Linked DNA regions of Homo sapiens: region 2 is linked to region 1. Evidence: read pairs that join two places in POLR2A ChIA-PET (ENCODE). Cell type or tissue: IMR-90. All regions are shown on one strand. Links, peaks and the distances in the headings refer to the core of each region. The heading gives the core; the rest is flanking DNA. Region 1 has its middle 230 kb from the start of LINC01822. Region 2 holds the start of LOC105374318 (a long non-coding RNA gene).

Evidence for each region. Peaks named below come from ENCODE experiments on the same cell type or tissue, not always from the same donor. Only the 100,000 strongest peaks of a DNase experiment are listed, where the experiment ranks them.
Region 2: POLR2A ChIA-PET joins it to region 1 with 10 read pairs; 2 of 35 experiments call an interaction of 5 or more read pairs at or near these places.

Annotation. Positions count from the first base shown.
Region 1 is chr2:21,471,686-21,487,141 of GRCh38, reverse strand. No RefSeq gene overlaps it. Among named protein-coding and RNA genes, the nearest start is that of LINC01822, 230 kb to the left of the region's middle. In IMR-90, for the core only: no CTCF peak of the experiment used is centred there; no DNase peak of the experiment used is centred there.
Region 2 is chr2:21,307,313-21,322,768 of GRCh38, reverse strand. LOC105374318 (a long non-coding RNA gene) reads right to left here and starts at 8,648. Exons shown (of 3, transcript XR_939801.3): 1 at 4,956-8,648; 2 at 2,275-2,366. In IMR-90, for the core only: a CTCF peak has its summit at 5,444 (motif pointing right); no DNase peak of the experiment used is centred there.

The DNA of each region.
Region 1 (15,456 bases), core at 4,773-12,772:
AATATTCATTTTTAAATGTCATTTAACCTTATAGAACATAAAATTCTGGGAAGATGGTAAACTCGGCTAACAAAGAAGCAATTTTGCTTTCACATATTGAAAAATGCAGGTTTAATTAAATATATTTTATAATGTAATTTACATTTGAGCTCAGAGAAAAAAGGAAAACTCACAAGTTATTAAAAAGAAGAAACTTAGAGAAGAATGGTAAGGTAGCAGGTCAAAATCACAGTGGCCCTGCAAAAATACTGTATAGTGTATTGGACTAAAGAGCTACAAGGTTGGGTTTCATAGTGTGCATAAGGAGAGCTTATGTGATATTTTGCACACATAAGGCAGGATACTGGAACTGACACACTTCAGTGATTGTAAAATTCGAAGTAGTACACCCACTGAGGCAGGATAGATAGTCAAGACAGTAACTATGTCCTTGGGATGCAGCAAGCTTAACCATAAGTACAATAAGCCCCAGCATTTGCATGGTAGTCAAGCTCATTCAAGCAAAACTCTCTCCAGTAGGGAATTTCCCCTGCAGAGACCATGTGCATTTTTATTTCACTTGTCCTCAGACTGACTCTTTGTTCATTATAATAGTAAAAAACACATCCCTGGGTGGAGATTTAGAGCTAATAAGACATGCGATGTATGAACAAGCATGTAAAGCTACTGCACATGTGCAGCCAAAGAACCACCCATAACATGCTTACCAGCAACACTCTTTCCCACCCCCTTAAGAATAACCACGGAAGGCTCCCATAAAGAGGTCTCCCTGGTGCCAGCTTTGCTGTCTCATCCTTGAAAGCACCCTACTCCGAATCCTCTCTAGGGGTGTACTGTCTATTCTGCATGTAACTTTCAGAATATTCTTTCTCCTTTGCAACAAATTGTTCTATGTTGCATCTCCTTTGCTGTGTGTCTCTTATTTAAATTCTTTTAAACTAAGAAGGTAAGAACCAAAGTTTCACAACAAGCATCAACACCACTATCTTAGAACCAGAAAAACCAAAATGTGTCTCAGGAGCAGTATCTGAAAATATAAAGGGAAGAAAAAACAACCAAACTAAAAATTAACTTTTCAAAATTTAGCATGGAAAGCTAAAAGATGAACTTTTTGTTAGGTAATAGAACCCATGATAGGTAAAGTTATAAAGCCTAGGTTTGCTCTATCAATATGAAATTCAAATCTCCGAAATGATAAATGAATTCAAAAATTGGTTCTAGACCAATAAATCCCCCAGACCACCTGGAAATTAAAAAACACACACACACAAATAAACATAAAACACTTCATAACCACATGTCTATAACCAGGCTTTCTGGGACCAGACACCTTGAGAATAAAACAATGACTATAAACATAAGCTTAAAATTTAAAAAAAAAATAAACCACAAAGCACATGAGGACATGATCCTCCATAAGGAAAATATTGACAATCAAGAATATTTGATCCCAAAGTACTTAAGATAATAGAAAAATTAGACTCTATAAGATAGTATGTTCAAAACAAATACGGAGATGAAAGAAGAGAAAATACGAGAGAAACTGTATGGGAGACTATGGAAGAGAACTAGCAACCTTGAAAGTTACACACACACAATTTTTTTAGAGAAATTAAACATTTGATGTGTTGACACAGCTGGAGATTGAATTGGGGAGCTGGAAATTAAAGCTGAGGAAATACTAAGAATGAAATACATACTAATAAAACGATAGAAAATATAAAGCAAAGCTTAACAAATATGGATGATAGAGAGAGCTAACACATACTTAATAAATGTACTACTACAATATTAGGGAGAATGTTGAAGAGTCAACATTTGAAATAATAATGTCTGAAGATTTCTGGAATTGGTGAAAAGTGTAAATCCTCAGATTAAAACTGTGCCCCAACACAATCAGAATACACACACACACATACATATTTTATTTTTATTTTTATTTTTTCTTTGTTCCTGTTTTCAGCCAGTGGTCGGGCCAGGGATTCCCTGGTGGCCCATGTCACCCAAAGAACACAGGGACACCCAGCAGACGGCGACTTTTCCATAGGGAGTCTGAGTGGGAAGAAGGGGGCCTGAGTCAACTAGAATGGGTTTTTGGGACTTAGAAAAGGGTGACATCTCCTCAAAATACACGACAGATCCCTTTCATGGGATGAAGGAAATGCTGTCTGCCATACTACCACAAACTATGATAAGGCCAGAAGGGGCACAGGGCAAGCCAGCACTCATGAAGGCGGCCGTGCGCACCATGCAGGCAGTACAGAGCTCTTCCCTAAGCAGGACCTACAGCCCGGAGTGTGGCCACAGCCCGGAGCAGCGTTGGTGCAGGGACTCCAAGAGCAGCCTCCCTCCAGGCTCATTCCTGCTGCACCCAAAGCACAGGCTGACTGGTGTTCTCAGGTCTATACATATGTATATATGTATATACATGTATATATACACATATATACGTGTATATATACATATATATATGTGTATATATATATATTTAGACAGGATTCTGTCACCCAGGCTGAAGTCCAGTGGTATGATCATGGCTCACTGCAGCCTCAACCTCCTAGGCTCAAGCAATCCTCCCACCTCAACCTCCCAAGTAACTGGAACTACAGGCACTTGCCATCATGCTCAAGTACTTTCTTTTTTTATTGTTTTTTTTTTGTAGAGGTGAGGTTTTCCTATGCTGCTCAGGCTGGTTTCGAACTCCTGGCCTCTAGTGATCCTCCCACCTGGACCTCCCAGTGTTGGGATTAGAGGTGTGAGCTACTGTGCCCAGCCTCAAATAATATTTTTTTTAAAAGATTAGCTTGATCTGGAAAGAAGGAAGAAAGAGAAGCATAAGACCCAAAAAAGTTAGTATAGTAGGAGCAAGGTTCTATTTTTGTGTAACAAGTTATTACAAATGTAGTGGCTTGAAACAATGCTGACTTATTTATCTCACAGTTAAGAGTCTCTGCTCAGGGTATCACACTTAAGGCATTGACTGGGCTGTGTTCTTATCTAGAAGCTCTGGGGATGAATTCACTTTCAAGAATGTACATTCCAGGTGTTGGAAGGACTCAGTTCGTTACAGTTGCAAGACTGAGGCCTTTGGACTGAGCTTTCTCTCTGTGCCTAGAGGCTGCCCACCGTTCCCTGCCTTGTGGCACCTCCTTTCCAAAACCAGCAATGGAGAATATCGACTGCAGAGAATCCTCTGCATGCTTTGAATCTCTTTCACTTACTTCTGCCTCTGGGCTCTAGATGCACTTCTAAAGCGGTGGTCCTCAACCTTTTTGGCACGAGGGACTGGTTTCATGGAAACCAATTTTTCCACAGATGGGAGGGTGGAGGGAGGGATAGTTTTGGGATGAAACTGTTTCATCTCAGATCATCAGGCATTAGAGTCTCATAAGTAGCACGCATGCAACCTAGATTTCTCACTTGCGCAGTTCACAATAGGGATCACGCTCCTATGAGAATCTAATGTCGCTGCTGACCTGACAGGAGGCGGGGCTCAGGCAGTAATGTTCTCTTGCCAGCAGCTCACCTTCTGCTGCATGGCCCGGTTCCTAACAGGCCATGGACCAATCTGCAGGGCGGGGGTCGGACACCCCTGTTTTAAAGGATTCACAGAATTAGGTTAGGCCTACTTGAATAATCCCCTTTTAATTACCTGAAAGCAAACTGATTAGTAACCTTAATTACATTTTGTCATTTAATAGAAAATAATAATAGGATTGATATACTATCGACAGCACAAGTTCTGCCCACATTTTATAAGGAGGGAATTATACAAGGAAAAGGGTTATTGGGGGTCATTGTGGAATTCTGCCCACCACAGAGGGTATTCTCAGCTGCTCACATGGAGAATGGAGGAATAATTGGATGTGTATGTTAGGGGAGGTAAGGACACTTGAGAAGGAAGGTAATTTGGCATAAGGGAATTTTCTAAACCAGTTTATTATGAACTACGATGGACAAAAATGTATAAAATATAAGTACAACCGAATGAATTATTATAAATTACCAAAAACTTCAAAACAGGTAATAGCCCACAACTCAGAAAACTTCCATATGCTCCTTTTAATAATAAACTCTTTTTCCCCTAAAACATCACTATCTTGACGTTTATGTTAATCACTTCTCTGCTTTTCCTTATTATTTCACTAAGTGGTATGCATGCATAGTAACTATGGTTTAATTTTATTGCTTTTCTTTTTAAGCTTTATCTTAGTTTTAAATGGATAAATAATAATTGTATATACTTATGGAGTACAATATGATGTTTGGATATATGTATTCATTGTGAAATGATAAAATCAGGCTAACATATTCCATTTTGTTACTTTTTAAATGTCTATAAATAAAATTATACTTTATTTATTCATTGCACCTGACTTTTTTCTATCAACGTCATATCCAGAATATCAATTTATGCTATTGCATGTGGCTATCACCATGTTCATTGTATTGCAACATAATATTTCATTATACAGGTATATTACAAATTATCTATCCATTCTACCACTTACCACTGATGGGCATTTGAGTTATTTTAAAACTAATACTATAAATGTTCTTACAAATGGCTCAGGGACATTATGCACATATTTCTCAAGTTTTTACCAGCGAGAATTTCTATGGCATAGGATATGCCTTTGTTGAAATTTAGCGGTTATTGCCAATCCATATTCTAAATTGGTTGACTCAAATTATGCTCCCAATGGGATGTGAGGGTCGTTTTGTGCGATACCCTCACCAATAGTTGGTTTTGTTAGTTTTGTTTTTATTTGTATTTTTAAACCAACTCAACAGATCTATCTTACTGTATTTTTAGTTTATTTTATTGACTAAAAATAAGGTTGAGAAACTTATCATATGGTTATTAGCCATTCGAATTTTATTTTTTGTTAAGTGCCTCTCAAATCCTTTGCTCATTTTTTCTATTGTGCTGATTGTCTTCTCACTGATTTGGAACACGTGTTTATATATCCTAGCTATAAACTGTTTGTCATATGTATAAGTACTATATTTACACCCATATCAATGTATATACACATATATATTATGTATGTAGTTTATGGAGGTAAAATTCCAACATAAAATTAACCATTTTAAAGTGAACAGCTCAGTAGCATTTAATACATTCACCAAGAGGTGCAATCACTACCACTAATTCCAAAGCATTTCTGTCACTCCAAAGTAAAATTCATTATCCATCAAGCAGTTTTCCCCATCTATCCCTCCCACAGCCCCTAGCAACCACCAATCTGTATTCTGTCCCTATGGATTTATCTACTCTGGATGATTTACATAAATGAAATCATACAATATGTGACATCCTGTATCTGGCTTCTTTCACTTAGAATAACTTTTCGGAGATTCATCTACATTTAGCATGTGCCAGTGCATCATTCTTTTTATGAATCAATAATATTTCACTGTATGGTTATAAAATGTGTTTATTCATTCATCTTTGGATAGACATTTGGGTTGTTTTTACCATTTGGCTTTTGTGAATAGCACTTCTGTGAACACACATGTACATGTACTTGTTTGAGTACTTGCTTTCAGTTTTCCGGGATATACTTGGGGAGGAATTGCTTATGTCATATGGTAATCCTATGTTTAACTTTTTTGAGGGTCTGCTTGCTCTTGGTTATATTTTACTATAAAATTTTTCCTTCACTCTATGGCTTACATTTCACTCTTTTAATCGTGCCTTTTGATAAACAGCCTTTCAAATTTAATATAGTCACATTTATGGCCAATAATTTTTATATCCTGCTTAAGAAATCTTTTCTAACTTATTTAGGAAAGTATTCACCAATATTAACTCTGAAGAGCTTTTGGTGTGGCTTTTCATATTTAGGTGTACATTTCTCCCAGAATTGATTACTTTCATATGGTGTGAAATATGGGTCAATTTTTATTTCTGCCATATGGATATCCAAATATACCAGCTCAATTACTTAAATAGAACATCTTTTCCTCCACTGCTCTGCATCACCACTCCTGCTATAAACAAGAGTTCATATATGCACATATCTGTCTCTAGGCTCTCTATCATATTCCTTTTTTTTTCATTTAGTCTTGTTTCCATAAGGCATAGAGGAAGAAAAAAGCATCTTTCAACAGAAGCAAGAATATGAGTATAGACTTAATGCAAGAATGACTCTTTTGAGGGTAAAGAAGTAAGATGCTGTTGCCTTTCTACTTAGTTCTTTCCATGGTTCTCATCTCACTCTCATCTTACTCAGAATAAAAGAAAAATCTTACCATGGTGGGATAGATTAAGTTGTTGGTCCAAATTCTCTACTTCACAGTGATAGAACTATGCATCCACACATTTGTGATGGTCTCAAGGGCAGCTGTCATTGACTTTAAGTTTTTCCAAATGACTTGCTTAGGCCAATGGGATATTAGCAGGTAAGATACAAGTAGAAGCTTGAAATGAGCTAGCATAGTTGCACTTACTCTCCTTGGACTCTGTGATATGCTATGTGAAGGACATGCCCTAGGTAGCCGCTGACCATTCAGCCTAGATCCCAGATTACACATACATGGAGCAAACCTGGAGCCAAGGCCAGCTCACCCACTGCCTGAAAAAAGAATCACCAAGCCAAGTCCAGTAAAGAGCAGATGACTCACAGTCAACCTGAAGACCTATAGCAATAACATAAATCGTTGTTATAAGCCACGGAGGGAATTATTGAAAAAGACAGTGGAATGATTAATTACTCCATTCCAAAAACATTTATTGAACACATTACAGCAGGGCACTGTATTAGGTGATTCATGTGATACAAAGCTGAACATCATTATGTTCCTTCTTTCAAAATGCTTGCAGTATTGTAAGGAAAAATTGATTATTTTGCTTCACCAGTAGGGACTGAGGAGAGTAATATTGGAGGCAGAGTTGGTTAGAAAGAAGTCTAGGCAAGAGATGTTGTAGGCTTTGAGATAGGACAGTGGCAGTGGGAACATATTAATCCAATACACAGCACACATCTACTCATCAGGCACTCTGCAATGTGCTGTCAATAAAAAGATAATGTAGATATGACTTCTGAGCTTCAGAAACTTACAGTCCAGTGGAGAAAAACAAGGTAAAGAGCAAGTGCAATAGGATTAAAAAATGCCATTATACGGAAATTTTCAATTTTCTATTTAAACAGCCAAGGAACCTTTTTATTTATTATTCATTCATCCTTCTAACAATAAATAGTAAATACCTAGAATATTCCAGGCACCATAAATTGCTGATTTTGAGGGATTAGTAGGAGTTCTTCAGTAAGAAAAAATGAAGAGGATGGATGGGTGAGGTGTTCCATATGGTGGATACAGCACTACAGAGACCAGGGGCATGACAAGGTGTGTTGAGCTTGTTGAAGGGTTTTTGGTTCAGTTTGATCTAAGCAATAAGTTCTGAGGCTGGATATAGGTTAAATCAAGTCAAAAAACATAAAATAGCTTTTCATTTTATTATTTTATACTCTTTTATGATAGTAGTGAGGTGTTGTTAAAAGATTTTAAAAGGTGTTGTTAAAAGATTTAAAAAAACTGTGGTTCCCAAGGATCATCCTGGTGGCAGCTCTGAAAGTTTCAGAGTCAAAATGGAGCCACTTTTGTTAAACAACAACAAAACCAAACAAAACCACCAAAAAAAAAAAAAAAACCTGACAAATAGAAACCCGGGAAGACCATAAAGAGAGGGTTCTCATGCAAAAATGCTTGTTAACAAAATCACGAAACACTCTGCAGAAATCACAAGTTTTGCACAAAGTTAATTGTAACCTTACACAAAAAAATATTTCTGGGAGGACTTCTGCCCAGCAACTGCCTCTCCAACCTCGGACTAGTTCCTCCCTTGTTATTGATCCATGTAGCCAAAGATAATTATCTGAAAACAATTATGTAATCCTACTCCGTTTTGCTTTAAAAACTTTTTTTCTTCTTTTTGCCTCCCTGAACACTTGCATAGTTTACTATGGTATGTGTATTCCCATTGCAATGTCCATTACTGAATAAATATCATTTTCTTTTAGAGAGCCTCTCTTTGTTTATTATTTAGGTTGACGCAGTTTTGAGAACGGACTGGAAGGAGAAAGTTTTAGAAGCAGGGAGACTGAAAGTGGTTGCTATTTTCCAGTCCTTTGGAGTTAGAGGAGAGGTAAAAGATAAAGTTTTTCTTGTGTTTGTTTAATTTATTTTTTAATTAAAACAAATGGTGGTTATGCAAGCACATTTGGTGTTATATCCACTTCTATGCACAAGAATGGTAACTGACACATTGTAGGTGCATGAAAATATTTTTAACAAGTTGATAAGGATAGGATTTGTTATGAAGTTATGAAGCACAATAAAATGAATACTAGTAAAACTCCAATCTATCCTAAGAATTACAACCTAATTAATATGACTGAAGCTACTTGCATGTTCGTTTCTGGTCTCATTCACCTACTTCCTCCACAGATAACTACTATCCTATCAATTTTACACATGCACATATATTTTATATTTATATATAATTTATTTTATGATTATACTGTATATAGATACTAAATATGTAAATATACATAAATATATAAAGAATGTATTATTTCACTTTTGACTCAATTTGTACATTAGAAAAAATAGTTGTGTCAATAAGCACAGGAAAAGGTGCCTAACATCATTAGTCATTAAAGAAATACAAATTATAACCAAATGAAAATTTCACACATGGTAGGGTGGCTCAAATAATAAAGCAGACAATAGCAAGTGCTGCTAAGGATGTGGAGTAAGGAACCTTCACATACTACTGGTGAGATTTTTAAATGATTTGGCCATTTTGGAAAATAATTTGGCAGTTCTTTTAAACGTTAAATGCAATTACCTTATGATATGGCTTCGCTCTGTGTCCCCACCCAAATCTCATCTTGTATCTCCCATAATTCTCATGTGTTGTGGGAGGGAACCAGTGGGAGATAATTGAATCATGGGTCTTTCCTTCCTGTGCTGTTCTCATGATAGTGAATGGGTCTCACGAGATCCGATGGTTTTAAAAATGGGAGTTTCTCTACACAAGCCCTCTCTTTGCCTACTGTCACCCATGTAAGAAGTGACTTGCTCCTCCTTGCCTTCCACCATGATTGTGATACCTCCCCAGCCATGTGGAACTGTAAGTCCAATAAACCTCTTTCTTTTGTAAATTGCCCAGTCTTGGGTAGGTCTTTATCAGCAGCAAGAAAATAGACTAATACACCTTAGGACTCAGCAATTCCATTTATAGGCATATATCCAAGAGAACTGAAAAATGTATGTCAAGACCAAACTTTTTCACAAAAGTTCATAACAATATTATTCTTAATATTCCTAAAGTACAAATAACCCAAATTTCTACCTGATAAATGAATAAACAGAATATGTCATATCCATATAATGGATATGACAGCAATAAAAAGTAATGAGATATTGGTACCTGTTATAACATATATGATTTTTTTTATTTTTTTGAGACAGGGTCTTGCTCCATTGCCAAGGCTGGAGTGCAGTGGCACGATCATGGCTCACTTCAGTTTCAACCTTCCTGGCTCAAGCAATCCTGCTGCCTCATGCCCCCAAGTGGCAGGGATACAGGTACATGGCACCACACTCAGCTACTTCTTTTGAAGTTTTTAGGTAAACACAAGGTCTCCCTATGTTGCCCAGTCAGGTCTTAAACTCCTGGGCTCAAGTGGTCCTCCTGCCTTGGCCTCCCAAATGCTGGGAATTACAGGAATGAGCCACTGTGCCCAGCCTCATATATATAAATCTTGAAAATATTATACTAAGTGAAAAAGGTAAGACTCAAAAGGTCACATATTGTATAATTCCTTTAAAGAAATGTACAAAATTGGCAAATCCATAGAGATGGAAACTAAAGTAGATTAGTGATTGTTAAAAGATGGGGAGAGAGAAAAAGAATAGTGACTGATAATAAGATATCTTTTGGGGACTGTGGTGTCCCCCAGTTCCCCCACCTCCCATTTATCTTTCAGACAGCTGCATGTTTTCCCCTGCAGGCTTGAACCCAAGCCAGGGCCTGGAACATTCCTAGGCACTGATAAAGGTGTTTAGATTCTTTCCCAAAACATTAAAAGATCAATCATGTTGCTAAACACATAGAAACTAGCCCCAGCCCTGAGCTACATTCCTTAAACTTCCATATAAACCAAGTTTGTCCAACTCATGGCCCATGGCCCACAGGCGGCCCAGGACTGCCTTGAATGTGGCAACACAAATTTGTAAACTTTCTTAAAACATTGATTTTTTTTGCAATTTTTTTAAGCTTATCAGCTATCGTTAGTGTTAGTTTATTTTATGTGTGGCCCAAGACAATGTTTCTTCTTCCAATATGGCCCAGGGAAGCCAAAAGATTGGACATCCCTGATACAAACTCCATAACCTGATATAAACTCCATATAAACTCTCATTACTGATATACCAGTTTAGAGCATCTCTTTTCTTGCTATCTGTTGCAAGGACTCTACAGCCCTCTGTATGTTAAGTTCCCATAATAAATGCTTTGTGTTATTCATCTTAGCATTTAGTGCTTCTTTCTTTGGAATCCCAATCAGCCTCGTCTAAAGACAGTTTGGTCATTTAGGGACATCCCTTGCAGGAACACCCCCACTGCCATTTTAGAGTAACTCTGGGCACAGGTTCAGCAGGACAGAAGAGGGATGATAAAATTTGCAACTAAAAAACCACTGAATTTTACACTTTTTTTTTTTTTTTTTTTTTTTTTTTGAAGCATAGTCTCACTCTGTCACCCAGGCTGGAGTGCACTGGTGCAATCTCCACTCACTGCAACCTCCACCTCCCGGGTTGAAGCGATTCTCCTGCCTCAGCCTCCTGGGTAGCTGGGATTACAGGCACACACCACCACACCCAGCTAATTTTTGTATTTTTAGTAGAGACGAGGTTTTCCTCATGTTGTCCAGGCTGGTCTAGAACTCCTGACCTCAAGTAATCTGCCCACCTCGGCCTTCCAAAGTGCTGGGATTACAGGTGTGAGCCACCACACCCAGCCTGAATTGTATACTTTTAAAGGGTAAATTTTACAGTATGTGAATTATATATCAATAAAGGTATTATAAAAATAGTGGCACTCTGTATTAGTCTTAAGAAATTTGTTAGGGCTGGGAGCAGTGGCTCACACCTCTAATCCCAGCACTTTGTGAAGCCAAGGTTGGTGGATCACTTGAGGCCAGGAGTTTGAGACTAGCTTGGACAACATGGTGAAACCCCATCTCTACTAAAAATAGAATGACCATTATGTAAACATACCTTATTCATTCATTTTCCTATCAATAGCATTAGTCTTGCATACGATTATAAACAACACAGCTACGAAAGTTCTACATATAGCCTTCCAAACTAACCAATATACATCAAGGATACAATCACAAGGTCATCAGTATACATTAAGTATTGGTTACTTAAAAAATACCACCAAATTGTTTTCCAAGGTGGCTGTAGCACTTCACACTCTAAAAGTATAGAAGACTGCTCATTGCTCCACACATAGAATAACAGTTCTTAAGTTTGACAATCTATTGGATTTAAAATGATATTTTCAATAAGGTGTACACCTTATACAAAAATTAACTCAAGATGGAGTAAAGACTTAAACATAAAACCTAAAACCATAAAAATCCTAGAGTAAAACCTAGGCAATACCATTCAGGACACAGGCATGGGCAAAGACTTCATGATAAAACACCAAAAGCAATAGCAACAAACGCCAAAATTGACAAATGGGATCTGATTAAACTAAAGAGCTTATGCTCAGCAAAAGAAACTATCATCCGAGAGAACAGGCAACATACTGAATGAGAGAAAATTTTGCAATCTATTCAGATGACAAGGTCTAATATCCAGAATCTACAAGGAACCAAACCAAGTTTACAAGAAAAAAAAACAACCCTATCAAAAAGTGGGGGAAGGATATTCTCAAAAGAAGACATTTATGCGGCCAACAAACATAATAAAAAAAAAACACTCATCATCACTGGTCATTAGAGAAATGCAAATCAAAACCACAATGAGATACTCTCTCATGCCAGTTAGAATGGTGATCATTAAAAAGTCTGGAAACAGCAGATGCTGGTGAGGATGTGGAGAAATAGGAACGGTTTTACACTATTGGTGGGACAGTAAGTTAGTTCAACCATTGTGGAAGACAGTGCAGCGATTCCTCAAGGATCTAGAACCAGAAATATCATTTGACCCAGCAATCCCATTACTGGGTATATACCCAAAGGATTTTAAATCATTATACTATAAAGACACACACACATATATGTTTACTGCAGAGCTATTTACAATAGCAAAGACTTGGAACCAATCCAAATGCCCATCAATGATAGATTGGATAAAGAAAATGTGGCACATACACACCATGGAATACCATGTAGCCATAAAAAAATAATGAGTTCATGTCCTTTGCAGGGACATGGATGAAGCTAGAAAACATCATCCTCAGCAAACTAACACAGGAATAGAAAACCAAACACCGCATATTCTCACTTATAAGTGGGAGTTAAACAGTGAGAACACATGGGCACAGGGAGGGGAACATCACATACTGGGGCCTGTTGGGGGGTGGGGGGCAAGGAGAAGGAGAGCATTAGGACAAATACCGAATGCATGCGGGGCTTAAAACCTAGATGACAGGTTGATAGCTGCAGCAAACCACTGTGGCACATGTATACCTATGTAACAAACCTGCACGTTCAGCACATGTATCCCAGAACTTAAAGTAAAATTTTAAAAATACAGAAATTAAAAAAGAGATATTTTCTATTCCTAAATTGTGTTTCCCTGATCACTAATGAAGTTGAGAATATTTATACATTTTTATTTTCCTTTAGTGTTTCATGTTCTCTGAAATACTTATTTTTCTATTGGGTTTTACATATTTTTATTCCTGATTTTTTAGGAGTTATTTAGGTATTCTGAACCATAATGCTTTTTAAATAAGTGCTGCAAATAAATCTTCCCAGTATGTGGCTTGTATTTTTATTTACTTCATGGTATAATTTAACAAACAGCAGTTCTTAAATTTAGTATAGTCATTTATTAAAATATTGTCCACTCTAGTTAATGCTTTTATGTTTTAAGAAATCTGGCCCTACTCAAAGGTTATAATGATATTTAATCTATGTTTTTCTGTATTTTTTCCCAAATGTTTAAAGGCTTGCATTTCATTTTTAAGTCTTTATTTCAGCTGAAACTAAATTTTGTGCAAGACATGAGACAGAAATCCAATTTTATTTTCTTCCAAATGTATGATCAACTACCCCATCACCACCTACTACACATACTATAGTAAGTTGCTATGCCTACTCTTCCAAACATTGAGCTTCCATATGTCTTTAGGGGTTTAGGGCTCTCTCTTGAGGTTATTTGGCCAATAAGTCAATCCTTGACCTAACACCATACTTGCTTAAATACTATAAATTTGTGTTATTATGATCCTAGCTCTGTTGACTATTGAGTGCTTGAAATGTGGATAGTCTAAAATGAGATAAATTCTGTAAATGTAAAATATATACTGTTTTTTAAAGACTTATGAAAAAAGTATATAAAATGTTTTTAATTATTTTTGTATTGATTACATATTGAAATAATATTTTCAATATATTGGGTTAAATGTGTTATTAAAATACATATTATCCATTTGATTCATATCATCTTTTTGCTTTTAATGTGGCTGCTAGATAATTTTAAATTACATGTGTAGCTTGTATTACATTTCTATTGTGCACCACTGCTACAGACTTATAATATCTTAATATTAATATCAAGAGCAAACATCCCAGATTATTCTTTCTCAGGAGTGGGTTGCCTATTCTTGACTTTTTGTTCTGTCATATTAATTTTAGATTAACCTCATAACATAGCATTAAAATTCCTTTTGGAATTTTGATTGAAATTGCATTGAATCTATAGGTAAATTTTGGGAGAATTGAAATCTTTCAAATATTAAAATGTATCCATGATCATTACATGTTTCTCCATTTATTTAGGTCTTTTTAAAGACTGTTTAATGAGGATTAAAATTTCCTAGGTAAAGGTTTTCCATATCTCTTTTTATATTTATTTCTATGTATTTTAAGTTTTTGTTGCCATTTTAAATAGTATCTTTAGAAAAATTATAATTTTTCATAATTTCATTTTATTAATGCCAAAGACAATGAATGCTTATTGTAATTAATTAATACAGTATGGAACAAAGGAAGTTCATCTGTATCATACCATCCCTCCTCCATGAGGAGACTGCCACCATAAGATTTTGGTATATGTTCCTTCAAATTTTCTTCCCTGTTAACATACTAACACACTGGTAGTGTTAATAAAATGAAATAATATATGCAGAGTACTTAGCACATAATAAGTATGTTCAATTAATGTGAGTATTAGTTATTAGAAGTATTATTTAAAGTATTATTAGAAGTAATATTTGAAAGTTGTGTTTTTTATCCTTTAATTGTCAAGGATATGGAAATACAGGGGCTTTGCAAATTTATCTAGCCATACTGCTAAATTCTTTCACTATTTATAATAATTTACATGCAGATTCTGATAAGGTTTTCTGAGCTATGAATTGATATGACTTGATGACTAGTGGAATATAGTTACTAGGAGAGGTGGAGTTGTCTGGGATAATCCCAAGATTTCTTCATTGATTCAATAAACAGCAACTTTATCAAGAGTGGTAAAGGAAATACTTCTAACAGAATTTGCCATCACAGGACAATTTTGCAAAATACTTTTATTCTCTGTGCTTTAGTTTCTTCATCTGTAACAGGAATATACTAATTGTATCTGCCACATGAATTTGCTATTTTCTTCTAGAAGAAGTTTATTTCCTTTTTAGTAGCCCTTTCATTGTCATAAGAGTGCCTAAATTTTAAGCATCACATGGTACTAAGTAAGGCACCAGCTCTTGAACAAACTGAGCACTTGAATTGTTATTTTAAGAAGCACCATCAGAAGGACTCTGTATTTGAAGTGTCAGCCATAAGGAACATGATTTGTGTTTGGATTTAACTAGCAATCCCTTGCAAACAGGTTAAAGCTTTCCACATTTGTCACTTGGTTCATTGCAGGATGTGCCTGTAATTGAAATTAGCAAGCAACTTTTAGCCCCATATCATAGAAAAGCAAAATGTCTTCAGTCAAAGACCACTAGGATGTATCCCAAAGAGTCAATATCATTTCTGCCAGATTGAGATTTCTCCCATACACTTGTTCTGGGAAAAAGTTTCCACTTCAAACATGCAGTCTGTAAATGTCCCCAAGTTACCATATGTGAACAGGTACTGCTGAATTTCATTACTCTTGAATATTCAGCCAGTTTCTCTCTCATTTTTATTCTTGGTTACCTTTCAATGTCATATTCTGTGGGTTATGAAGTTCCAAAAGCATCTTAGGTTTCCTTACGGA
Region 2 (15,456 bases), core at 4,015-12,014, 160 kb after region 1:
TACAAGCACCCCCTCCTAAATCATTCACACATCAAAGACAAAATCATATTACGAATTCAAGAATATCTAAAACTAAATGGTAATGCTATGTAGCAATTTCCTGCATTATGAAATGCAATTAAAACGATCGTGATAGCAAGACCAGAATCTCAAATGCTTATGTTGGAAAAAGAAAAAAAGCTGAGAAGTATTGAACTAAGCAGCTGTCTTAGAAAGTTAAAAAAAGAACAGCAAATTAAACCCAAAGCAAGTAGAAACATACAATAAAGATAAAAGCAGATTAATAAAATAGAAAAGCAATATACAAAAGAGAGGGTAAAACAAAAGCTAGAAGTTGGCTCCTTGTGAAAAGTAATAAAATTAACAAACGTCTAGCAAGATTGATCAAGATAAAAGGTACAGAACACATGAATAAACAATATTAGGAATAAAAAGGGGAATTTAATTACCAATGCCACCAAAACTAATATGATAAGAACAGATTATCAGGAGCTTTATGCCAAGAAAAGGGAAACTTTAGATGAAAATTAACTTTAACTCACCAAAATATCAAAAAATGTAAGGTGAGCAGAAGGAAGCACTCCAAGAGGGCATTGTCCGAGAAAGACTTGAAGGTAGAAATGGCTTTGGCTTTGTGGGGGACAATCACTGATTTGTTCTATAAGAACTAAAATGAAGTCTGTGTCACACTCCTGGCTAGCTATTATAGGAGACAGAGGAAGTCAGCTTGAATATTACCCCTAAAGTGCTTACAGCATGGTGGAGGGTTTAAGGAATGTACATGATATGTAATGGAAGGAAATGGAAGTTATTCGAAGACTCGCTAAAAATTTAGTGATGACAGGACCTAGGTTTTGTGTTGGACTATGTCAGGATGAGGATAAACAGAGGATGGAGAGGCAGGGTGGAGGGCGCTAAATATGAACCTGAGAAATTTGGACTTCTTTCTGGATCAATAGAAAACACTGATGTTTCTGTCTAAGAGAAAACCATGGCCAAGGTTTAAGATGTATCAAGCTAATGTAGATACACACATATGACAAATGGGATTTGGAAATGTTGAAAGATGAGGCATGGTGGCCACTCTGGAAAATATTGTAGTAGTCAAGATAGACTGTGAGATGGTCCTAAATTAGGGTTGTAGAGATAGACCCAGAGAGGAACAGCAGCATGGAGAAGCATCAAAAGGCTTCATTACTGATTACATATTAGTCCCAAGGTAAGAAGAGGCTTAAGGGTGTCCTAAGATGTCTAGCCTGAGCAAATAGAAATTAAATAAACTTATGACTATTTGTTCAGTCATTTTTTTTTGTTTTGAAGGAATGACTGGGAATTAATACAATCTTTAATGTGTCCTAATTTCTCAAATCAGGTAGCATGTGACCTATGGGAGAATACAAATGCTAATTCAGATATGAAGACTTGGCCATTCTGGCAACTGGACCTTGGCTAAGAAGTCTTCCAAAATAGGCCAATCAACAAACCAGCAGTGTGAAGGTTACATTCAAGATCAAGGATATGTGAGGGTGGACATGGTTCCTCAATGCCTCTCTTTGATCCTCACCAAAGTCTATTGCACATAATGTGGGGAGCACTGAGTCAGATGCAGAATTCTGGGGCCATTGTGCCTGGGTGCACAGGGCCTTCAGCCAGCCAGGGTCCACCCTATTATCATATAAAGAACTTTGCGCTGTGTATTTACTGCCTCACTGGGCTTAATCCAAATGTCAGTGAAACAGATCCAGCTGTGGACGACAATAGCACATAGCAAGAGGAAATGGTTTAATCAGAAAGTCAACTCAGGAAGAATTTTACAGAGGGTGTGAGGTCAGACCTCTTGGTTTTCAGATGATAAAACTGAGGTTCCAAAAGAAAAATATTTCCCCCAAGGCCTGTAGCTTTAAAAGGATGACTGACAGCTAGGTCATCTCCTACCAGGTAGGCTCTTTCCCCTCCAACCACATGCTGCCTCTGGGCAGATAGATTCTGCTTGGAGCTCCACGAACCACTGTGGGGCCTGGTTATTCATGCTTTGTGATGCAGCCTGCTTCCCTAGGTTGCGGGTTATTCTCGCACCATTTCCAAAACCCTCCCCAAAACTCCTTTCTGGATCCTAGGGTGGAATTCATTCTACAACTCTGAGGATCAGGATCAAGGAGCTCTAATTTGTGAGAGAATGGCCCTGGGTGGCACAGCAGTATATGATATATTCTTTGCGTGAAGAGCAAGGTAAGAGTCACTAAAAGGCTTGGCAGAGCAACCATCAATACTCACCCTATGTGAGATACAAATGATACCCATTGGTGTAGCACCTGCAAACTGTAAGCAACTTGAGGACAGAGACCAGTCTTCATGTAGCTATGGGCCTGACAAAGACAAGCAGAAGGTGTTCAATCAACTAATTCTCAGCTGATAGGCTATGGGAATGCAGCATTCTAGATAAGTTTACTGTCATTAAATAAAATTGGGCTTCCATTTTGTATCCATTTTAAATGGACAATTTTTCACAACGCATGACACCCACACTTCCATCTCTTCTACTTTTTTTTAATAACTTGTGATCACCAAGTTGCGTATCTTTTAAAAATGAACCCTGATGTAATACAGGAGGAAGATTGAAAGGCTTCTGACTTTGTTCATGTGATAAATAGCCCCAGACGGCTGCTCTCTTGAGTTTTTCTGTCTGCCTTGGATGGTCTTCCTTTCTCTCTTGTGCAATCTGGCTTCAGCTGCCACTTCTTGGTGCTCCTTTCTTCCCTCACTCAGGTATCCCAGGCACCTCAATATCCAGAGGCTGGAAGAAACATCTCATCTGCACATTTTGAGAAGAAATGGAGCTGCACAAAAGATACAGTCACTAAAACCATCTGTGTGGGTCAAGAGTGGGATTAATCCTCATCACGGGCAAAGTCGTCCCTCTGGGCAGAGTAGCCCCATATTGGAGGGCGATCATACACAATAGGGAAGTTAAATTTAGTTCAGTATAGAGATGGTCTCCCCTGGAAAACAAAGAACCAGGGTTTTTTTTTATCCTTTTTAAATTTTGTTTTATTTTTCAACTTGTTTGACTAAACTGCTTCCTCACACTTGAGAGATACAGACCAGACAAGCCCCTGTTTTTCTGTTGTAGCCAATATTCTCATTATATATATTGCTAGATTAACATTGCCTTATTGTAGTTTGATACTATGGTAATACATCAGCATTCTGTATACCCTGATTATCCAGAACACAAATTTTAAACAGAAAGCTGTCTGTTGCCTGGATTAAGGAAGACATAGGATTATCTTCATTGCTCTCACCCAGAAAACTATATATAATCAGTAAAGACATTAATTTGTCATAGTATTTATTAAGCTTCTACTGTGCATCAGGCACAGCATTATCTAAGAAGATGCTGCCGTCTAAGAAGAATCAAAGTGGGACTGCTGAGTTGGCCACTGAGGGCTTTACTGCCAGGTGTGGCTGATGGAACTGGATGTGGTTTTGTTTGTTTGTTTGTTTGTTTGTTTTTAAAATCTTCTTGGTCTGTACTATGTCAGCTCTTCCTTCTTCTCTGTTCCACATTCTAGTGACACGAGGTGGGGATTCTTCTCCTGAGGTTAAAGAGAGTACCGGGGCAGCAAGATGCAGCGTCGAGGCATCGGGACCCAGAGCAGTGGGCAGATTGTTAGAAACAGGCGAGTATTTGAAGAAAAGAGAAGTGTGAGCTTGAGTTCTGAGACAGGCAGCAATAAGTTAAGCTTCCTTGCTGTTCAGTTTGAATCACTTCTTTGGAAAATCAGGTTCCATGATGTATTTTCAAGATTGAAAATTCAATCACCTTTGCTGTCTGACTTCATTTGACCTGGCAGAAAAGAGGATAAGGAAATGGTGGGGCTTGCAACTGTCGCTCTTTAGAGACAATAAGCTCCCCACAGGCAGGAACAATGTCGTATTTTTTTCCTGCATCCTCTAAACACTGAAAGCAAGGTCAACTTTGCACTGAGTAGGTGCTTAATAGGTCTCTTCTGTCTTATTTTTTTAGCTACACCTATATATAAAAATATTTTTAATTTCAAAGTATGTACATCACCTTATAATATTCAAAGTACTTTCCCACACATTAGCGCCTTTGAATCTTATATTACAAGGCTACCTAGTTTAGTGAACCAGCTGGACTTGGCAGTGTGCAAGCCAAAGGTAACTTTCTTCTATCTCACTGCTGACCCTTTACACCTACTCCGTAGAATCAGTCTTCCCTGTCAGATAAAATCCTGGACAGTTCCTACAGCATTTTCAGTTACTTCATGATTTGGAAAGCCCCAGTCAAGTTTAATATTAAACTTTCAAACCCTCATTCAATATAAAGTCTCTCCTGTTGCCAAGCTTTGGTTTGTCCCAGGCTCAGAAATCTACATCCTACATCAGCAGAGTTGGAGGGGTGTGGACAATTTCAGATTTGGTTTGCTTCACCTCCTCCCTCACTGACCATTTCTGCCTTCTCCATAGTCAGGTGAAGGGAAGGGAAAAGAGATAAGGAAGGAAAGAAAAGGCCTCTCTTGTCAGGCAGAGTTGTAATCTAGTGTTGGTACCTTGAGTGTAGTAATTGTCCATATGTTGGACTTGATCCTTTCTCTCCCAGGTTGCTTTTGTGGGTATTTAGAAATTCTCCTCCACCCCCCATTCTCTGACTGCAGTTCCCTAGTACAATCTCTAGCTAACCCCGCAGGATGCTCCATGGCTTCTACAGCTAATAGTGCAGTCCTTCTGCAGAGCCCACCTCACCCCTAAGCAGGACGCCTCATGGCCAAGGTTCTTTTGCAAGATGGCCCACGGCCTCCTCTGTCCATCAGACTCTACATCTGGCCCACAGAAAACAAGCACCTTTGCCCCACTGTGGTGGGAGGGCAGCTCACTCTATGGTAGCCCTGTCCCTGCTCTGCCACCGCAAGGAACTCCAGCCAGCTGCTCACCTGGGATTTTCTCTGGTTGAGCCACATCCCAGTACCTCTCCCTCCTAAAGTTCACTAGCCATACGTCAAGCTTTCCTGATCTTTGTGTGAAGCCCCTTCCCACTCAGCTTTGAGAGGAGGAAGGGGCAGAAGACAGGACAGGAGGGAACGTTCTGCACACTAACACTCTATCTCCAAAGAACTCTCCGCCTCTCCATTCTCTCCTAATTCTTTACTTAGCCTCCCACAATATAACTTGGAGGAAGGTGATAGCCAAGATTGACCAGCTCATTGTGGAATCACCCTTCAGCGTGGTTTCCCAATTTTGGGTCAGAGAACACAATACCAAAGTCAAGTTAACAGGAAATGTCCCTATTTTAACGATTCGTTAAAAAAAAGGCAAAATTGAAGAGATGAAAGGGAGTAGCCATTAATTTTTTCACTTCCGTCTAACAGGTAACGGAAATAGGCTCCGGCCTTAGTTTATACTGCCACGAGGGGGCAGTATTGAGACTTAAACGAAAGTTGGCCTCAATCACCACGTCTACTGCCCAGAGCTCTCTGAGCCCCCTTGCTTCACAATATGCCCCCTGCTCATCCTCTCCCAATTAAGCACAAGACAAGAGACCTTGCCTTCAGACACCCTGCTGAGCCCTGAAACTGGGCACAGCTGAAGGTTCATAGGGAAAGCCGTACAGGCTGAGTGTCCAGCTATAAGCAATCCTAGAACTAATGGTGATAATAATTGAAAACAGTTACATAGCACCTCTAAGCACTGGTCTAAGCATTTAACATCTTTTAATTAATAACTACATAATCCTTAAAACTATTCCCATGAGGTAGACACTGTTATTATCTGCCATTTTACAGATGAGGAAACTGAGGTACTGAGGGGTTAAATAGATCATCCAAGATCATTCTATTAACTTACAAAGGCAGGCTTCTAGGCACAATTTCTGATGCTTTAATTCTCAGACTTTAGTTAGCCTGAGAATCACCTGGGGAGCTTGTGGAAACACAGATTTCCAGTCCTTCCATTTAGATACTGACTGTGTATCTGGCTTGCAGCCATTTTAACATACCCCCTGTGATTCAGGTGAAGGTCTGTATGCACTAGGGCCTGGTACATCATTTATCCAGAGACAGACTTAGAACTGTCCTCATAACTGTGCGACACCATGGTAAGTAGGCCAAGGATGGACCCATCAGCAGCAACGTGCCAAGGAGAGTCAGTGTGAAGGGCAACTGGAAACTTCCTCAATTCACTCTTTTCCTCTACTTTCATAGTACTGATTGTTGAATAAGTGACATGTTTGTTGAACAAATGAACCTGTTCCCAGGCCCCTGAAGAGTGTGAAAAGAAGTTTACTTTTAATATAGTTTAAAAACACTCCGTAATCTAAAAAATAGCTCACACTATTAAACAACTTCAGCAAATCTTCTGCACTACCTGCCAAGGTCATAGTTTCAATCTCACCTTCAATTATTGATAGATTGCCTGATAATTTGAGAAGAGAGAAACAGACTTTTTTCAAGATTTGGAAAAGGAAAATCCTTTTAATAAGAGATTCCATCCTGATTACATAGCTCTTATCAGGAAATCCCTTGAAAGCTGAATTCCAGAAGGTAACTATTAAAAATGCCATTGAAAAACTGGAAATTATCTGCTTACACAGCTTAGAACAGACCCAGAAGGGATAGTATATTTGGTGCAAAACAAGAATTAAAGATTGTTCTTGCGGCCAGAACTGGACTGGAAGTTTTGAACTACTTTTGCCCCCACAACTCCACTTCTTTTCATGGTTTGGCAATAAAATGCTCAAGGAAGCAGATAAGAAGGCAGAACGCTGGCCATTTTTGACTGAGGTAATGAATGTATTATTAATGATGCCACCATTCAAGATTTTCAACAACAGTGAATCAAACTGTGTTATAGAAATAAAAAAGGCTCAAGCCTGGAGCAGAGCTTGGCCAAAGGACAAGGAAGAGATGTAACAAGGCAGGAGCCAAAGACTGGACATGGATTCGCCTCTTCTAATGAATACCTAGACATGGGGGTCCTAAGGCTCTGGAAAGACTAAGTCCGGGCCCAGTGCTTCAAAGTCAAACTCAAGAGTTACATCAGGAGAAGCCACATTGCCTAAAATCTACATTTACCTATTCTTCCTACAGGGGTCCAAAAATACCAATGGACTTCTGCCAGCAAAATTTCAACTTGCTCAGCTCTGGCCACATGACCCTTGAAAATGGCCCAACCTATCATCTGATTTAGGACTGCTTATTTCTTAAACTTCTTCAGCTCACTCTGAATGAAAATGTTTTCAGAAGCACTTCCAAGTGTAAGACCAATTATGCACATCACGGGAAATTGATTTGCCTGTGTTCCTCCATCCCCCCACCCTCTTCCTACCCCTTCACTCAGTGTTGGATTTCATATCCCTTCACCACCACTTTTGGCTACAGGATGGGGGAGAAGACTTCCAGGCTTTCAGGCTGACCTTGGAGAAGTTACTGTCTCCCTGGGACACATAACAGACATTGACACAACAAGTGAAGGCCAAGCAGAGAATGACCTTGCTACTTTTTGTGTCCACTTGGCCTGGCTTTCAACCACTGGAATAGGAAAAAGCAGCCCCAGCAGGACCTGTGGGTCACAAAACCATGCTGGTTCTTCCTGGTGGTACCTTAGGACACTTTGTTGACAGAAAATTCATAAATGGTTTGTCTAATGTCTTTACCAAGTATCGAGAATAAGCTACAAATCAGACATTATTGTGATCTCTTGTTTCTCATTATTAAATAAAGAAACTACAATTTTAATATATCTTGTTGAAAAGAACCATTTAAGCTAAATATGAATATGGCTTTTATCTAGGATTAATGAACTGAATATTTTAAACTGTCCAATTAGGAAAATGTTTGCCTTTGAGGCACTAAAATAAAAGATTCAGGTTCCCCTGACCGCTACTCTCAGATCAACACCCCAGTGAAAGAAAACGCTATGTAGGTATATACACATTAATTTTTCTTTCTACTGAAATATGTGTTTATCATACATGTATTCATCAGCTTTCATGAATGCTGTCAGATGTGGAAAATTAGCTTTTGCATTTACTAACTCCTCCATGGGAAAGAGGTCCCTCATGTGTTTAACAAAAAGGAGCTTTATTGTTTATGAGATTGAAAAATAAATGTTGCCATGGCTTTACAATCTGGTGATTGGTAATCAGTTTTCATAAATGACCATGAATCACTTCTGTGCTGGCCGGGCTTTGTTTGGAATATGAGATGGCTGTTCTGTCTTACAAGTAAGGAATTATTAATGTACCCTCCCTGGAGGGTTTCAATTTCACTCGTACAAATAGCTGTATATCTACCAAGTGTATGTTCAGTGTGCCTATCTATGAAATTTAAAATTATATGCTTTGTGTAAAACAGAATATATAATAGACTCTGAAATTGAATAAAACTTATTGGACTCATTTTTTATCCTTTGTGACATTTTTCTAGTAAAAGAGTTCAGACAAAAGGCACTGCCACCAAGGAGCCAGGAATGCAAAGTCCTGTCCAATTTAAATAATCACTCCTTTCTGTCATGTTTTACAAAGAGATGTATTCAAACATGCTCTTTGGGCATTTCTATATTCTGTTCTTGGTTTTCACAAATATGAGCAGGCAAAGATCCCCTTTACTCCTTTTGTATGTTTTTGCCACTTTAAAAAAAGTATAATCTTGGCGATTGTCTCATTATAAAAATGAGAGGGCATTCTTCTGAGATAAATAGGACAGAGGCCTGGCTCACATGGATTTTAATTTAGTTCCAAATTTCACATCCCTCTTCTTCTCAACAAATAAGGTAAGAAATAAAGTCCGAGATAATAAGGAGTTCATGGCGAATCCAATCATGCCACCCACCTTTCTAAAATCCTTCAGTGGGATCTGGCACGGTGGCTCACGCCTGTAATCCCAGCACTTTGGGAGGCCAAAGTAGGAGGATCTCTGGAGGCCAGAAGTTCAAGGACCAGCTAGGCCAACATGGCGAAACCCATCTCTACTAAAAATACAAAAATTAGCCAGGCATGGTGGGGCATGCTGGCAATCCCAGCTACGTGAGTGGCTAAGGCATGAGAATCTCTTGAATCCAGGTGGCAGGGGTTTCAGTGAGCCAAGACTGCACCACCGCACTCCAGCCTGGGCCACAGACTGACACTCTGTCTCAAAAAGAAAAAAAAAAGTCCTTCATTGGTTACCTATATCCATATGGCTCAAACTTGTTAGCATGGCCTACAAGGCCTTTCCATGATCCACCCCTTGAAAAACCTTCCAACTTTCTGTCTCCCACTCCCCTTTACTGATACCTCTCTAGGCATGTGAACTCCTTTCATTCTGGGAATGCAGCTCTCTTGCTCTCTCTCTCCCCTACCCCCAACCCCATCCCACCCTCCCTCTTTCCCTTTCCAGTTGGATCCAATGTTGTTGAATGCAACACTACATAAACTCTTTGCTAGTGGTGCTGGCTGGGCCCTGTAGGCGGGAAAATCTTATACCCACACAAGTTCTATGTGTTTATTCCTGTGAAAGGAAACTGCTCACCTCGCAGGATGAGAGGGGTCCAGTGTTATCATCTTGCCACCAGTGGCCACTTTATATTTTCAAGGAATGGTGCAATTTGAGTGTTCAGCACTGGCCTCTGTTGCTGGCAGGCTGGACATTGGTGGTGGGAGTAAATAGATTAGCCTTGGTAACTCAGAATCCGTGTTGCTGAACCCAGGTGTAGCATTCACCTCTGCCATAATGGCCATTCTGTTCATGTATCCCTCAAGCCAGCACTGAAGTAACTGATGACAGAGGCTGGCTGCCATCATCCAGCTGAGTCATTTTGCCTATTTGGTTTTTTAGTGCCTCTTCTTTTGGTGATCTCTGGTGGGTACAACATGTGCTATAAAAATCTTCACACTTCATGACAATTCGCATTTGTCCATGCACATGTTATCAACCCAGACTTCGTTATTGATCTTCCAGTCTGTTTCTATTTGCTGCTGCCTGTGAGGCCATATGTATTAAACCTTTTCTTTTTTCATACAAAATAGATGGCCAAGTGTATTATCCAAAGCTCTTACAATTAAGAGAATTTTCTCCCACTGCTGTTTTTCAAGGATACCTCCAGGCTGTAATAAGGTGGCTGTCCATTTTTGGTTTTTACCCATGTAACAGGTTGACCCATTGGTCAGCAAGATCAGCCTTTTTCCTCTTTCCTCAACTGCTTGCATGAGATCCCACACACAGTCCTAGGCATGAGCCAAGGGATAATCACTAATGCAATAGTAGTGGATGCCACAGGGATCTGGGCTACCTGCTCAGGTACTTGCTTGTGTCCTCTGGTCCTGTTCATGCCCAACCCGGGATGCACCACTTCCATCTTGCAATGGATTGTTGTGGGTCTACCCAACCTACGACTTGGAAAGTCTGACAGGACTCAGCTGATGACGGAGAGTTTCAGCCACATGGTCACCTGTTGCCCCATTGTCAGGCATTCTGTCACTATCAGGGCTCAGCAGTATACTAGGAGCTGATTTTTGTTCTTTTTTAAACCAAAACCAAAAAACACACAAACAAAAAACCATGATTCTCCATTGCAGGTAGCATGCCTTTACTCTAGAACCTCATGGGCCTGCTTTGGGATTCCATCACTAGAGCTTGTCACAACCCCTAGGTGGCATCTCTTGCCACCACCGATGCCTCCAACACCACAGAGTCTACTGGATCATATGGCTGAAGTGGTAGGACTGCAGAAACTTTGCCTGTTCTGGGCCTTCTTAAAGCTAGCAGGCTTTTGTGTTACTTATGTATGGGCCAAAGCAATATCTCTATGATGTGTAGAATACACTACCAATGGAACTGAAAAGTCCTACCAGCACTGTTGTGCTCCCTTCTTCAAGACAGAAGGTGCAGGATGCAACAATTTCTCTTTTCCTTTCAGAGGGATGTTGTGTCATGCTTCTGACCACTGGGTTCCTAAAAATTTTATGAATATAATAGGTTCCTGAATATTTGCAGAATTCCTCTTCTGCTCCCCATGAGTCTTACCATAGCTTTCAGTATGCCACCTACCTCTTCTTCTTCCAGCCCGGTCAACATGATGTCATTGATGTAATGGATAAATGTGATGTTCTGCAAGATGTCCAGAAGTCTTAGATCTGTGTCATCCATTATGGTAGCCCCTAACCTCACGTGGCTGTTGAGCATATAAAATGTGACTAGTGCAACTGAGAAACTGAATATTTAATTTGAACTAATTTTAGTGAAGTTAAATTTAAAGACTGAAACCGGCTGGGCTCAGTGGCTCAGGCCTGTAATCCCAGCACTTTGGGAGGCCGACGGGGCGGATCACAAGGTCGGAGATCAAGACCATCCTGGCTAACATGGTGAAACCCCATCTCTACTAAAAATACAAAAAAATTAGCCAGGTTTGGCAGCCTGCGCCTGTAGTCCCAGCTGGTGGGGAGGCTGAGGCAGGAGAATGGCGTGAACCTGGGAGGCGGAGCTTGCAGTGAGCCGAGATCACACCACTGCACTCTAGCCTGGGTGACAGAACAAGACTCCGTCTCAAAAAAAAAAAAAAGACTGAAACAGTGTAAAATTTTTTTGTTACACATAACTTCACCTTTTGTGTAAGATTACATGGCATGTTAACCATTTCATGGAATAATATTACTATATATAAAGCACTTATGAGGGGCATGCATTATTTCTAGTATTATACATAAACACATCACCAATTGAGCAGATGTCAACAAATTCACTACAATTTTTTTCCAGGTATAAGCGTAATATTGCGTTTTTAAAAATATTTTTTGTAATCAGTAAATATCCCAATAATACCAATATAAAATGTAATTGATAATTAAATTAAAATGTTTATTATTGTTTTTATTATAATGTAACTAAACCATTTTTCCAGATTAAAGAAATGAATATGGGTAATTTTTTAACATGAAAATGAAGGCATATTATTGATGCAGATTTGAAAGAAAATGCAAAAGCTGCTACTACAACTGGAAAGGTAAAGAAAAAAAAAAAGCCTGGAAGAAAGTATGTCACATGTTTTATGATGCATGGTGACTGCAATTTGTTGCAGCCAAGCAAACCAAAAAAAAAAAAAATGTGGTTTGTTGTGTAACAAGTTTTTCGAGATAACAAAGTAAAAAATGCTGAGACATTTTCAGCCAATATATAATGAATTTGATAAGGTTTCTCCCAAGAGTAAAAAAGGCAATCAATAGATTTAGTTACCTGAATTAGAATTAAATATCCAACAATAATTTTGTAAGAGTCTTAATGAGATCTGAGAGTATAACTTTGGTCAGCTATAAAATATCTTAGATTCCTACACAAAATAGAAAATGATTTCTGAATGTAGAGATGGTAAAAAAAATTACTATTCCAGTTATAAAAAGTTTATTTAAAAATTATGAGAAGCCAGGCATGGTGGTGCTCACCTGCAGTCCCAGCTACTCTGGAGGCTGATGCTGGAGCATCACTTGAGCCCAGGAGTTTGAGACCAGCATGGGAACAGAGTAAGACTCCATCTCTAAAATAAAAATTTTTAATTAAATAAAGAATTTTAAAATTATGAGAAAAATATAGAAAACATGTTTTAGAAATAGTAAAAGATCATCAATTAAGCAATAAAACAAGTATCAATAGAATACTAGACCTTTCTAACACTATCAAAAATAGATTCAAATTTGAAAAATTGCGAGTACTTTTATTTAGCTTTATATGAATCACACAATATTAAGAGACACAGCCCAATTAATACGTTGGTATATTTTGTCCCATTTTGACTTCCAAATGTATAAACAAATGTCAATTTGCAACCTAAAAAATCAGACTCATCACATAGACTTTTAAAATGTTTTGTAACTCTCAAAAAACAGTTTCACCTAAATATGAAAAATTTGTTTCCATCACTAATCCAAGTTTGACTTAACACTACTGTTAAGTTACTGGAATTTTAAAACAAGACACTGATGTTTCCCTTATTGATTTGTCCCACTATCTGATACATACTTGAAATATTCGTGTTCAGTTTTCTGAAGCAAACTCTAGGAAAATCATCATTGATATAGTTGTTAAAACTATGCAGTGTATATGTGCAAAAGCTACGAATTGTCACCAGGTTATAGAATATTTGAAAGAACTAAAAAACAATAAAATTAATAATCTTATATCGGATGAGTAATGGAAGAGTTGTACAGAAATTTCCTGAACTATAATCTCCAAATCCAATAAACTGTAAACTTCTCAAAACAAAAAGAATGCTTGCCAAATATCCAGTAATTAAAGGCAACAAATGGCAATGCAATGTACATTTTCTCACTGATGTTACACTGCATCTGAATAAACTGACTTTGAAGCTCTATGGAAAGCAAAAGTGTATTTGTGACTTAGGTACACATATATGCAAATTTATGCTAAAATTAAAAGTTTTCATAATACAAATCAATAAGAATTTTTATGTATTTTTCCAACACGAACCAATATGGAGAAGATTTTAATTGTAATCAATAGTATTAAATAAGTTGATTACAAAAACTATGAGAAGAACTTGGTGAACACTTTTTGACATTGATAAATGTAGGGCTGCTTTTCAATTTGTGCACTAACCCTTTGCATTCCATTTTAATAATACTGAGTTGACAAAAGAGCTAATGAATTTCACTAATTTTAGCAGTCTTAATTTTGAAACTGATGCACATTTGCTTCAAAGTCAAATCAACTCTTTAAAAAAGATACATTCTTTGTGTCAATGTGGATGCAAATATTAAAGAAAAAAATATTCTTTTGGTAATTGATTCAGTTATCAGGTATTTTTAAAGTACGTTGGAAACAATTGGGCATGTGAATCTACTTTTTCAAAGATAAATATTATGAGCTCACATATAGTCCATGAACATTTAGCATCAGAACTGAGATATGCTATGAGTGTAAAACACATCAGAAATATGGAAGACATTGTACCAAAAAAAAAAAAAAACTCACTCACATTTTTATGTTGGTTTCATGTTGAAATAATGTTATTTTGGAAACATTGGGTTAAATAAAGTATATTATTAAAATTAATATTTTCTATTCCCTTTCTTTTTCAATTTGATTACTAGAAAATTTAAATTATACATGTGGCTCATATTTTATTTATATTGGACAGCACTGATCTAGAACTCCCCAGACTATATTTTGATACAGGGCAAGAGAGTTAGCATAGACCTGGAACAAAAATGTAAATGCATGAATTTATCCATTCCATATGATATGAATGTGAACTGTTTCTAAACCATTTTTGTGATTGCAATAAAAAAGATCCAATCGCCAAATCAATGGCTGCTTACCATATACCTTACCATAGGCTGTATTAATCTGCTCTAGAAAACATAACACGTTTGGCAAGGCAGCTATTATTGGGACTACTACGTGTTGAGCTTGCAGTAATCTACCATCATTCTCCAAGTTCCATCCAGCTTTGTCAGGACCAGATTTATGAAATAAATGGAAATATGATGGGAATCTACCATCGTCCTCCAAGTTCCGTCCAGTTTTTGAAAGGGCCAGATTTATGAAATAAATGGAGTTATGATGGAGACCACTACTTCTGCATCCTTTAGATCCTTTAAGTATGACACTAATCTCAATCATCCCCTCTATGATGTGATATTAGTTTTGATTCACTATCTTGACTACAGGGATATGATAGGGTAAGGGGAAGATCCTAGTCTTCCTTCTTTCCTCTGTAGTAGGTCTGACCACACAGACTAATGCCCCAGTACGGTTCTTGCACCAATTGCGAAGTATGTCAAGCACAAATGTATATTAAAGAAGGGGAAAATAACCACCTGACCTCATACAGGACTTCATATGCCTGCCCTCCAACAGGAGCATCATATAATTTAGGTCTTCGGGTATCAATATCAACTCAAATCCATGCTCAATAGTCCTTGGAATGCCTTTGTGATCCCCTTTCCTCAGTGCAGTTACTTATGTAAATGACCTTAGGTGTCTTTGTAGAAGGGCTTGGGAAACGTTACTGCAAGTCTATGCCATGATGTTGCCGTGGTCCTTCTTCCTAGGGACTTAACCACCCCTCTGGGCAATATTCTTAGTTCTGGTTGAACTCTAACAAAACAAACCTACTGTGGTTGAGCATTTAACCACTATCACTTTAAACGTCAGACCCTATCACTATTAAGTCTTAGCTTGGTTCTTGATTTCGAGATGAGAGCTTCTTTGTATGAAACCAAATGCCCTCTGGCTTTCTATTGCATTTACTCACCTTCAACTCTTCATTATCTCACTGTAAAGGATCAGTGGAATTTAGCGATAGCCTTCCAATCCTACCACGCTTATAGATACTATTTACTCATTTCATACATTTATCTCAAAAACCTGATATATCCTGATTGCTAGTACATTTCCTTCCCCCAGTTCACCATCTCATTTCATCACTAGTTAAAGTTTTGACAAC